Regions from separate parts of the Homo sapiens genome. Here region 2 is linked to region 1. A link is a loop called in an ENCODE intact Hi-C map of the cell type or tissue named here. Cell type or tissue: heart right ventricle. All regions are shown on one strand. Each heading gives the region's core, and the rest is flanking DNA. Links, peaks and the distances in the headings are about the cores only. Region 1 holds the start of SNORA77 (small nucleolar RNA, H/ACA box 77). Region 2 overlaps ZBED6 (zinc finger BED-type containing 6).

What was found. Peaks named below come from ENCODE experiments on the same cell type or tissue, not always from the same donor. Only the 100,000 strongest peaks of a DNase experiment are listed, where the experiment ranks them.
Region 2: a loop joins it to region 1, with 2.5 times the contacts of the local background. A loop is called at or near these places in 8 of 110 quality-filtered maps.

What each region holds. Positions count from the first base shown.
Region 1 is chr1:203,725,451-203,730,823 of GRCh38, forward strand. ATP2B4 (ATPase plasma membrane Ca2+ transporting 4) reads left to right here. Exons shown (of 21, transcript NM_001684.5): 20 at 1,945-2,121. It overlaps SNORA77 (small nucleolar RNA, H/ACA box 77), which reads left to right and starts at 4,131; the gene lies at 4,131-4,255. It overlaps LINC00260 (long intergenic non-protein coding RNA 260), which reads left to right and starts at 5,127. Exons shown (of 1, transcript NR_046213.1): 1 at 5,127-5,373. In heart right ventricle, for the core only: no CTCF peak of the experiment used is centred there; a DNase peak (open chromatin) is centred at 2,070.
Region 2 is chr1:203,832,753-203,838,125 of GRCh38, forward strand. ZBED6 (zinc finger BED-type containing 6) reads left to right here. Exons shown (of 17, transcript NM_001395895.1): 9 at 1,039-1,101; 10 at 5,214-5,312. It overlaps ZC3H11A (zinc finger CCCH-type containing 11A), which reads left to right. Exons shown (of 18, transcript NM_001376342.1): 10 at 1,039-1,101; 11 at 5,214-5,312. It also overlaps the pseudogene RPL35AP5. Among named protein-coding and RNA genes, the nearest start is that of SNRPE, 26 kb to the right of the region's middle. In heart right ventricle, for the core only: no CTCF peak of the experiment used is centred there; no DNase peak of the experiment used is centred there.

The DNA.
Region 1 (5,373 bases), core at 192-5,191:
AGCTCTCCTTTTTATAAGCTGAATCATCTTGGGCAAGTTACATAACCAATCTGTGTCTCAGTGTCTTCAGCTTAGGAAAACAAGGTCATTGTTAATTAGTGAATCAGTTACTATACAGTAATGAATAATGTCTTATTCCTTATAAATAATCAAATTTTAAACTATTACGATTATAATAGTATCATTAAGTCTAATAGTTTCACTTCTTCCTTAATACCACTTTACAAACCTCCCTCATCCTCAGCTCTGGCCTGGGCTATACCTCTCTTTACAGACCCCAGGTCTCTGCAGATAATCCCTTAGTGTCCAGCCACCCAGGTAATGGACACTTTGCCCTAACTGGCCTCAAAGAGCCATTTCTGGAGCTGCAGGCCTTCTCCCCTAAACCTGCTAGTTATTTATTTCATACCTAGATGCCTCCCTGAATAATTTCTTTTTCTTTTCTTTTCTTTTCTTTTTTTTTTTTTTTTTTTTTTAAGAGATGGGGGTCTCAGGCCAGGCGCAGTGGCTCACACCTATAATCCCAACACTTTGGGAGGCTGAGTCGAGCAGATCACCTGAGGTCAGGAGTTCGAGACCAGCCTGGCCAACATGGTGAAACCCTGTCTCTACTAAAAATACAAAAAAAAAAAAAAAAAATTGGCCGGGCATGGTGACACATGCCTGTAATCCCAGCTACTTGGGAGGCTGAAGCAGAATTGCTTGAACCCGGGAGGCGGAGTGCAATGAGCTGAGATCACGGCACTGCACTCCAGCCTGGATGACAAGAGTGAGACTCTATGTCGAAAAACAAAAAATAAAGAGATTGGGGTCTCACTATGTTGCCAGGCTGATCTCAAAGTCCTGGGCTCAAGCAATCCTCCTGCCTCGGCCTCCCGAAGTGCTGGGATTACAGGCATGAACCGCTGCACCCAGCCCTCCCTAATTAATGTCTGACCCAATTCCCTCCACCCTGTTCTGTTTGGTGAAGATTTCTTTTTTTTTTTTTTTACCAATGGGTTCCTAAAGCAGTTTTATGCTTTGGTAAAGCTTGGTTGTTAAACCTGTTGTTTGAAACTCTGTTCTGGCTCTTGCCTCACATGTGGCCATGTGGCCTTGCTGCCAGACAGCAGCCTTCCTTCTGTATCACAACAGCTTTTTCCACATTCAGAGGCAGAGCTCTGGCATTCTTCCCATTTCAAAACCCTTGACTCCATATCAGATTGCCCATACAGTCCCTCTTCCCCACATGAGCCCTGGCTACTCCTTATCTTGTCCGGAAAGAACTGACTGACAGGTGCTGAGCTCACCGGGAAATTTATTTCAAATTTCAAACCCTATGTACTGCTCCTTGTCTTCTGATAATACTCATGTGACCCCTCTTCTATGGACTGTCCCATCCACTTCCTCACCTCAAGCCCAAGAAAACTTTTGGTATCCTTTCACAAGAGTTTGTAACACAGAAACTACTTTGCATGTGGCAACTAAGAAAGGGGTCATTCATTTCCAATACCCTTCTCAACCCCTTGCCTATACATAGGCAATATCACCATCTTCTCCCCAAACTCTTTTCCCCCAGGTCCTGGTCTCTGTTTCTTCCTACTGCGTACCATGCTGTATAGTTCTGTTAACCTTAAAAGACAGATTGCAAAATGGAACAGAAGAAATGAGACAGAAAGAGGAAAATGAAGTATATGACCAGGCAGATGGCTGGTCAATTACTAGAATAGAAGCTCTCTTTTGTGTGTGTCCATAAATACAGAAAACCTTCCTAAAAGCCTGACCGCTGGTGGGCACTTGGAGAATGCTTGCCTGGATGGATTGGTGCTTCTGCCCACTGCTCTTCCAGTGGGAAGGGTGGTAGGGCAAAGAGTAACCTGCCCAAGGGCCTGGCTCATGTAAGTTGACTGACAGCTCTTCTCACGCTGATTCTGACGTCTTCCTCTTCGCTGCGCTTGTTTTCAGTTCATCTCCGCAATACCTACCCGATCCCTGAAGTTCCTGAAGGAGGCTGGGCATGGCACCACCAAAGAGGAGATCACCAAGGATGCCGAGGGACTGGATGAGATTGACCATGCTGAGATGGAGCTGCGCCGAGGCCAGATCCTCTGGTTCCGGGGCCTGAACCGTATCCAGACTCAGGTACTCTGATAGTGGTCTGTCCTTCCCTTGGGAGAAGCAGCTTCCCATCTTGGAAGGTGTTGGGAGGGTAGCAGTTCTTGTCGGCCAGCATCTCTTCCCTTCCAAAGGCTCACTACTGATGGGCAGCCCTAGATCCTCAGCTTCAGGACAGACACGCAAAAGGATCTGTGTGGGGTCCTCTGAGAGGAGAGGAGTCAAATGACCTAGACCATGGGACACTATTAGCATAGTCCTTTAGCTCTGGGTTGACCCTAAAGCCCAGCCTGCCACCCTCTATCAAATGGGCAAGCTTCAGCATAAGGTCTCTTGCAAGCACTAGACCTGACCCCAGGGTGGGAAATGCTCAGTTTTTCCCTACCCTTCAGAAGGAAGGAGTTAGACAATATCAATATGCCAACATACCCAGCATTCACTTAATATAGCTTCCTCACACTGCCATTATAGGAATAGATGCTATCTGGAAGGGTCTTTGTAAAAGAAACTCACCTTGTTATATCTCCCCCATTCAAAGTGTAAGGCCATGGTGGGGAATCTGATGGTTTCATGTGTAAAAATGACAATAGTCTCTTGATGTCTGAGCATCTTTTGCAGGATTCAGACTTGCTTCCTGACAAGGAGGAAGCAATAATTTCTTCAAGCCTCTTCCCTTCTTGCAATTTCTGAAATGGGATAGAAGCCACCCCTGCTGCTCTTATGTCCCCTGTCTATAGCCCCACAATAACTTTTATTTTTTCCACTTTCCATGCATCAATTGTAACTACTTTCTCCTGGGTGAATGCGCTGATCTAAGCATTGATAATTCTGTCTTCCCCTGCTCTCACCCCCCATAGCTTTATTGTTTTAATCCTGAGATTTTCCATTTCAAAAACACTGTAAATTCCAAGATCTCAAGGGTGGTCTCCAGAAAACAGGCGTATTTCTCTCTGCTGATTGGCTAGAGATCTTCAAAATAAGTTTCACTGTCTAAAACTGGCCTTGCAAATGTTTTAGAAAGTTCCCCAGTCGGCCAGGCATGGTGGCTCACGCCTGTAATCCCAGCACTTTGGGAGGCCAAGGTGGGTGGATCACCTGAGGTCGGGAGTTCAAGACCAGCCTGACCAACATGGAGAAACCGCGTCTCTACTAAAAATCCAAAATTAGCCGGGCGTAGTGGCACATGCCTGTAATCCCAGCTACTCGGGAGGCTGAGGCAGAAGAATTACTTGAACCCGGGAGGCAGAGGTTGTAGTGAGCTGAGATTGCGCCATTGCACTCCAGCCTGGCCAACGAGAGCTAAACTCTGTCTCACAAAAAAAAAAAGACTGGGCGCGGTGGTTCTCACCTGTAATCCAGCACTTTGGGAGGCCAAGGCAGGTGGATCCCCTGCCTTAGGTGAAACCCCGTCTCTACTAAAAATACAAGCCAGGCATGGTGGCACATGCCTGTAGTCCCAGCTACTTGGGAGGCTGAGGCAGGAAAATCGCTTGAACCCAGGAGGCGGAGGTTGCAGTGAGCTGAGACCACACCATTGCACTCCAGCCTGGGTGACAGATTGAGAGTTGTCTCAAAAAAAAAAGAGAAAGAAAAGAAGTTCCCCAGTCAATCCCACCTCGTTAGTGTATAGGAGAGATAGATGGAGTGAATATTCTAAACTATATACCTGGTAGGAACTTATCCCCTATAGGCAAGACAACAAATAGAAAAGTGGAAAAGAGGCCGGGTGCGGTGGCTCACGCCTGTAATCCCAGCACTTTGGGAGGCCGAGGCTGGCAGATCATAAAGTCAGGAGTTCGAGACCAGCCTGGCCAACATAGTGAAACCTTGGCTCTGCCAAAAATACAAAAATTAGCTGGACGTGGTGGTGGGCGCCTGTAATCCCAGCTACTCTGGAGGCTGAGGCAGGAGAATCGCTTGAACCCGGAAGGCTGAGGTTGCAGTGAGCTGAGATCGCGCCATTACACACCAGCCTGGGCAACAAGGCAAGACTCTGTCTCAAAAAAAAAAAAAAAAAAGAAGAAGAAAAGTGGATTGCAGACTCACTATGCACCTGACTGTACTTCCAGGCAGGTGCTTTTTCTGTCTGCCAGAGAAACATTCCAGGGTGCTGTGGCTGCCTCACCTATCCAGGGCGATGCAGCTCCCTGGGGACACAGGTGCTTCCTGGGGAGCCCTGAGCACTTCTCCGTGTTGCTGGCCTCACATCCAATTGGGCAGGCATTGGAGTCCGGGCACTGCCTGGAGCTCACCAGAAGGTGCTTTACAGTGGTCCTTGGTTTGTCTCTCAGAGGGCTTGGTCCCCTCTGCTGTGAGGCTGGACTGCAGCTGTGGTGGCAAGTGACCAGATGTCACTGAGCAGCCTGACCATGGTCTAGGTGGTGCTTGGATGCATCCACTTGGCTTCCTTTGGTCATTGAGTTTCAAGAAGAGAAACTCCAGGAGACGGCTTGGCCAGGATCAGGCAAAAACAATCATGCCGAAAAAGTGGCAGAAAAGCTTGAAGGTCTCTCAGTGAAGGAGGAGACCAAGGAGGATGCTGAGGAGAAACAATAAATCGTCTTATTTTATTTCCTTTTCCTCTCTTTCCTTTCCTTTTTTTAAAAAAAAATTTACCCTGCCCCTCTTTTTTGGTTTGTTTTTATTCTTTTGTTTTTACAAGGGATGTTATATGAAGAGCTGAATTAAAAAAAAAAAAAAGAAGAAAAAGAAAAGTGGAAAAGGGCTAGGTAGGGAAACGCTAGGGTTCCTTTTCCCTCTCTCAAGTTCCTCCTCTCAGAAAGAAAATTTCCAGCGGGACCTACACAAAGTGCCTCGTGGCATCCAGGCATCCAGAATCCCCACGCTCACTCCCTACCCCACCCCACACTCCAGGCTGCTGACTCCAAGTACCCATAGAACCTGGCGCCTTTGGCTCCCATCTCTAAAGCCCCCAGTGCTTTCCTTTGGGTCTGCTCTTTCCAAAATAACCTGTCTTTGCTTTGTTTTTCTTCAGGATCAACCACTTCTACTATGTGATTTCTTTTCTCCTAGCCAAGATTCCCTCAGTCCAGTACCTCCTTGCTCCTTTCCAGTCTTCTGTCCTGGGAGGCTGAGATTTATGGGTCTTCCTTGCCCTCCACTACCAATTTCTATTTCCTTGACTATGCCCCTCTCTACAAGGTCTTTTTGGTTTCACTGCCTACATAGCTTTAGGTATACTACCTTTCCGCATTGTTGGAGCATGAGGCAGTTGGGCCAAAATGGCATTAAAGCCTAAAGTGAGGCATGTTCAAGATG
Region 2 (5,373 bases), core at 289-5,288, 110 kb after region 1:
GAATTAGAAGAAAGAGAGCTCACTTCTTCCTGAGGTGATCAGAGATAGTTATATTGGACAGTTAACATCGGAGTAGAGTACAGTTTCATTCAACATATCAAAGTGCATAAGCAAAAGGATAGTTTCAGCTTTATAACCAATTGGTTAAGAATACAATCTGTCTTATACTCGACTGCTATTAATAATTAGTACTATTCTAGGCTGTGCGCAGTGGCTTACATGTATAATCCCAGCACTTTGGGAGGCTGAGGCGGGCGGATCGCTTGAGGCCAGGAGTTCAAGACCAGCCTGGCCAACATGGTGAAACCCTGTCTCTACTAAAAATACAAAAATTAGGCTGGGTGTGGTGGCTCACGCCTGTAATCCCGGCACTTTGGGAGGCCGAGGCGGGCAGATCACAAGGTCAGAAATTCGAGACCAGCCCGACCAACGCGGTGAAACCTTGTCTCTACTAAAAATACAAAATTTAGCTGGGCATGGTGGTGCACGCCTGTAATCCCAGCTACTCAGGCTGAGGCAGGAGAATCGCTTGAACCCGGGAGGTGGAGGTTGCAGTGAGCCGAGATCGGGCCACTGCACTCTAGCCTGGGCGACAGAGTGAGACTCTGTCTCAAAAAAAAAAAAAAAAAAAACACCAGGTGTGGTAGTGTGCGCAGTAGTCCCAGCTACTTGGGAGGCTGAGACAGGAGAATTGCTTGAACCCAGGAGGTGGAAGTTGCAATGAGCCAAGATGGCACCACTGCACTCCAGCCTGAGTGACAGAGCAAGAGTCTATTATTATTATCAAAATAATAATAATAATTAGTACTATGCTATTGCTTCTGTTTAGGCTGTATGTTTGGCTGTTTATTATTAATAGGTTTGGGTTTTTTTTTTTTTTTTTTGATATAATGGCCTTCCTTAAGACTGAGACCTGATTTTCAAGAGACTTTCTGGGTGGATTTACACTAATATCAGAACATACTTTGTACCCATTAGTAGTTACTGAATACAGAAAAATTGACTAAGGATAGAGAAATTCTGCTTTTGCCATTTCAGGAGAAGAACCCTTGGTTAGATTGAGTCTTACTGAGAGACTGGGGAAACGAAAATTTTCAGCAGGTAAGATAAGTTTTGTGTATATCTTTTCTTTTCTACTTGTTTGTGCATTAACATGATAGCTTCTCCAAACTCTTTTTATACAGATCTTTGTTATTGGTGCCCCTGTATTGGCTGAAAGCACTTATAAATTCCTCATGTTTTCATGAGTGCATTATACCTTTTATTGAAGATACAGAGATTTAAAGTGTTACAATTGAACTAGATTATGACCATGACCAGCGTTTTGGAAGGAACTAGATTTTAAAAATGGTAAAGAACACCTCTATTTCTCTGAACAAATTTAAATGTGAGTTTTTAGAGGCGAGAAAAATGATTGGTTAATATAATGTGTGTCTCTTAGAATACAGGAATCCCTAAGAAGAAAGAAGAAAGTATGTATATATAAAATTTGAGTCCTTGAGTCTATTGGTGCTTGCTTATTTATTTATTTATTTAGAGACAAGAGTCTTGTTTTGTTACCCAGGCTGGAGTGCAGTGGTGCAATCTCAGCTCACTGCAACCTCCACCTCCTGGACTCAAGTGATCCTCCTGCCCCAGCCTCTCAAGTAACTGGGACCATAGGCCTACACCACCATACCTGGCTAATTTTTGTATTTTTTATAGTGATAGGGTTTCACCATGTTGCCCAGGCTGGTCTCCAACTCCTGGGCTCAAGTGATCTGTCGGCCTTGGCCTCCCAAAGTACTGCAATTACAGGCATGAGATACCATGCTTGGCTGCTATTTTATTTTTGGGGGAGTACTTTACCATATTAGTAAATTGTTGTATAACTACCCTAACGTGTCTGACTCCAAAAAATTATTATTATCATTTGAAACGAGAGTCTTGCTCTGTCGCCCACGCTGGCGTGCACTGGCACAATCTCAGCTCACTGCAACCTCCACCTCCTGGGTTCAAGTGATTCTCCTGCCTCAGCCTCTCAAGTAGCTGGGATTACAGGCACTACCCCTGGCTAATTTTTGTATTTTTAGTAGAGATGGGGTTTCCACCATGTTGGCCAGGCTGGTCTCGAACTCCTGCCCTCAGGTGATCCACCCGCCTCTGCCTCCCAAAGTGCTGGGATTATAGGCATGAGCCACTGCTCTGGCCTTCAAAAAATTATTTTGAAAATTTTTTCTGACTTCAGAATTTTCTTCATACTGTTTTAAATGTCCTAAAAAGGAAACCTTATCTATCTCTATTTTGTGTTGTCTTTGATGCAGTTCTCACTACCCTATCTTCAGAACCGTTCTGAACTTAGTCACATTTCAAAGTTTCAGACAGTGAGAGATGGGAATGTATTGTTGAATCAGTTATGCACTTTACGCTCTAAGTAATAAAAAACTTTCAGCGATGAGATAATGCCCATGAATGAAATTAATATTTGCTGTGGCTTTGCTGTATATCAAAGAACATTATGTAAATTCTCATCGAATCCTTGGCAACCATGAGTAAACCATGCACAATGCTTGGCACTTGATATCAGTAAATATTTTCTGCACTGAGCTCAAACTCAGGAAGGGTTAAATAACTTGCCTAAGGTTATAGTCAGATGAATACATTACACGTTATACAGTCATTTACGAAAAAAGCTTAGAAGAGACAGAAATGAGGCAGTCTTTAGAAATCTCTTCTAGCTGTAAATCAAGAAACAATAACAGTTCTAGATTTTAAGAGCAGTATTTTATTTTTGTTTATTTATTTATTTACAATAGCGCAAATCCACTTTTACTGACTTTTCATTAGCTTAAACCCTTGTGGTGTACAGCGTCACTCAGATTCTGTGTCCAATAGCATTAGCAGGAAGATTGCTTTGGAATTTGGCATGAACCACACCACTGTTTCCATGGGCTTGAGTTACCTTTCCCCAGATGACTCTGGTTTTGTTTGGTTTGCCACCAGGAGTCACTGTGTTGTCCTTTGCTTTGTATACATAAGCACATCTCTTGCCCAAATAGAATTTTGTTTCATCTGGGGCATAAACACCTTCAATTTTAAGAAAAGCTATGTGCTCCCTTTTTTTCCGGAGACCCCACTTATAGCCAGCAAAAATGCCCTTGGACCACAGCCTTCCAGACATACTTCCTTTAAGAAGTCCTGTTCCCAGGAGGCCTCCACAGGATCCAAGATGGTGGGGAGAGCTAAGAGCAGTATTTTAATATCTCAGCATGTATTTAGAGTACAAACCAAACCAGGGTTCCAAATTAATAGGACTTTCAGCTTGGATAAAGCTGATCTAGAAATTTTAGGTAGAAAAAAATAATACTAAGCCAGGTATGGTGGTGCATGCCTGTCATCCCAGCTGCGTGGGCAGCTGAGGTTAGAGGATCCCTTGAGTCCAGGAGTTTGAGTCCAGTCTGGGCAACATAGCAAGACCCTGTCTCTAAAAATAATAATTAAAAGTTCTTAAAATATAGAAATGAGCTGTTTTAACATCAGCATACCTGTAAACTTTGTGATGGTTTTATATTTAAATTATAAATGAGGGGAGAGAAACAATCATACTCTGTGTAGGGTCTTTTGAAGCTTTGATACCTTGCAAACAATGTAACTTCAGTCAAGTAATCTAAAAAACCGTTTTTAAAAACTGGTGACTTTTAAACAACTTGTATTGAACAGTGTAATAAAACTAGAAGGCTGGGCGCGGTAGCTTACGCCTGTAATCCCAGCACTTTGAGAGGCTGAGGCAGGTGGATCACAAGGTCAGGAGTTCGAGACCGGCCTGATCAACATGGTGAAACTACTAAAAATACAAACATCTCTACTACAAAAAAGTCTACTAAAAATACAAAAATCAGCCAGGCATGGTGGCATGCGCCTGTAATTCCAGCTACTCGGGAGGCTGAGGTAGGAGAATCGCTTGAACCCGGGAGGTGGAGGTGGCAGTGAGCTGAGATCTTCCCACTGCACTCCAGCCTGGGCGAAAGAATGAGACTCCGTCTCAGAAAGCAGCTAGAATTAGGAAACTTGATTTAGGTCTTGGCTGTATCACTAACTAGTTGATGACTTGGGTAAGATACAGAATATTTCAGAACCTTAGATTTCTTTTCTAGAATTGGAGAGAGAGGGGTTATGTGGCTCTTAAAGTCTTCATACTAAAAAACTTAAAATTTAATAATTCTTAACCTGTCTTCCTCATCCTGTATGCATTTACTTAATTCAGCAGCTGACCAGTTAAGATTTTTGGGGGGGCCTGGCATAGTGCTGTAATCCTAGCATTTGGAGGCTGAAGTGGGCAGATCACCTGAGCTCAGGAGTTCAAGACCAGCCTGGGCAACATGGCAAACCCTTGTCTCTACTAAAAATACAAAAATTAACCAGGCATGGCATGTGCCTATAGTCCAGCTACTTGGGAGGCTGAGGTGGGAGGATCGCTTGAGCCTAGGAGGTGGAGGTTGCAGTGAGCTGAGATTGCACCACTGCACTCCAGCCTGGGTGACAGAGTGAGATCCTGTCTCAAAAAAAAAAAAAAGGGTTCTTTTGTACATGAAGATTTTTCACATTTCTAATTCTGAACTTTAATCTCAACCAGGGTTTATGACCTTTCATTTGTAGGTTTGTCAGTTAATTTATTTGGTAAATGTTTGTGTATTCTAATTTTTTGTTCTTTCCCTTGTCTCTCTTTTTTTTTTTTTCTTGAGAATGGGGCCTTGCTGTATCGCCCAGGCAGGAGTGTAGTATTATGATCATAGCTCAGTATTATGATCATAGCTCACTGTAGCCTTTCTACCTCCTGGGCTCAAGTGATCCTTCTGCTTCAGCCTCCTAAGTAGCTGGGACCACAGGTGTGTGCCACCATGCCTGACTATTTTTTATTTTAATTGTTTTAGAGACAAGGTCTTGCTGTGTTGCCCAGGCTGGTCTCGAACTCCTGGCCTTAAGTGATCCTCCTGCCTTGACCTCCCAAAGTGCTGAGATTACAGGCCTGAGCCACTGCACCTTGCCTTCCTTACCTCTTTTCTCCGACATTTTTATGTTTCTAACATTGAACTCTAAGGAAGCTGGTGAACAAACACGCCATATGTATGCAGAACACTTAACAGAATTATGCTATGTTGTCTGTTTTTGTTTGTATTTCTTGTCCTTGCTGAAGATTGACTTGAAATCTTAAACTAAGTTCTCCCTCTTTATAGGCGGTGACAGTGATCCTCCATTAAAGCGTAGCCTGGCACAGAGGCTAGGGAAGAAAGTTGAAGCTCCAGAAACTAACATTGACAAAACACCAAAGAAAGGTACCTGTGTTCTTACATACTTTGTGTGTGTATGTAATTATGACACTTGTGTCTTGTAATG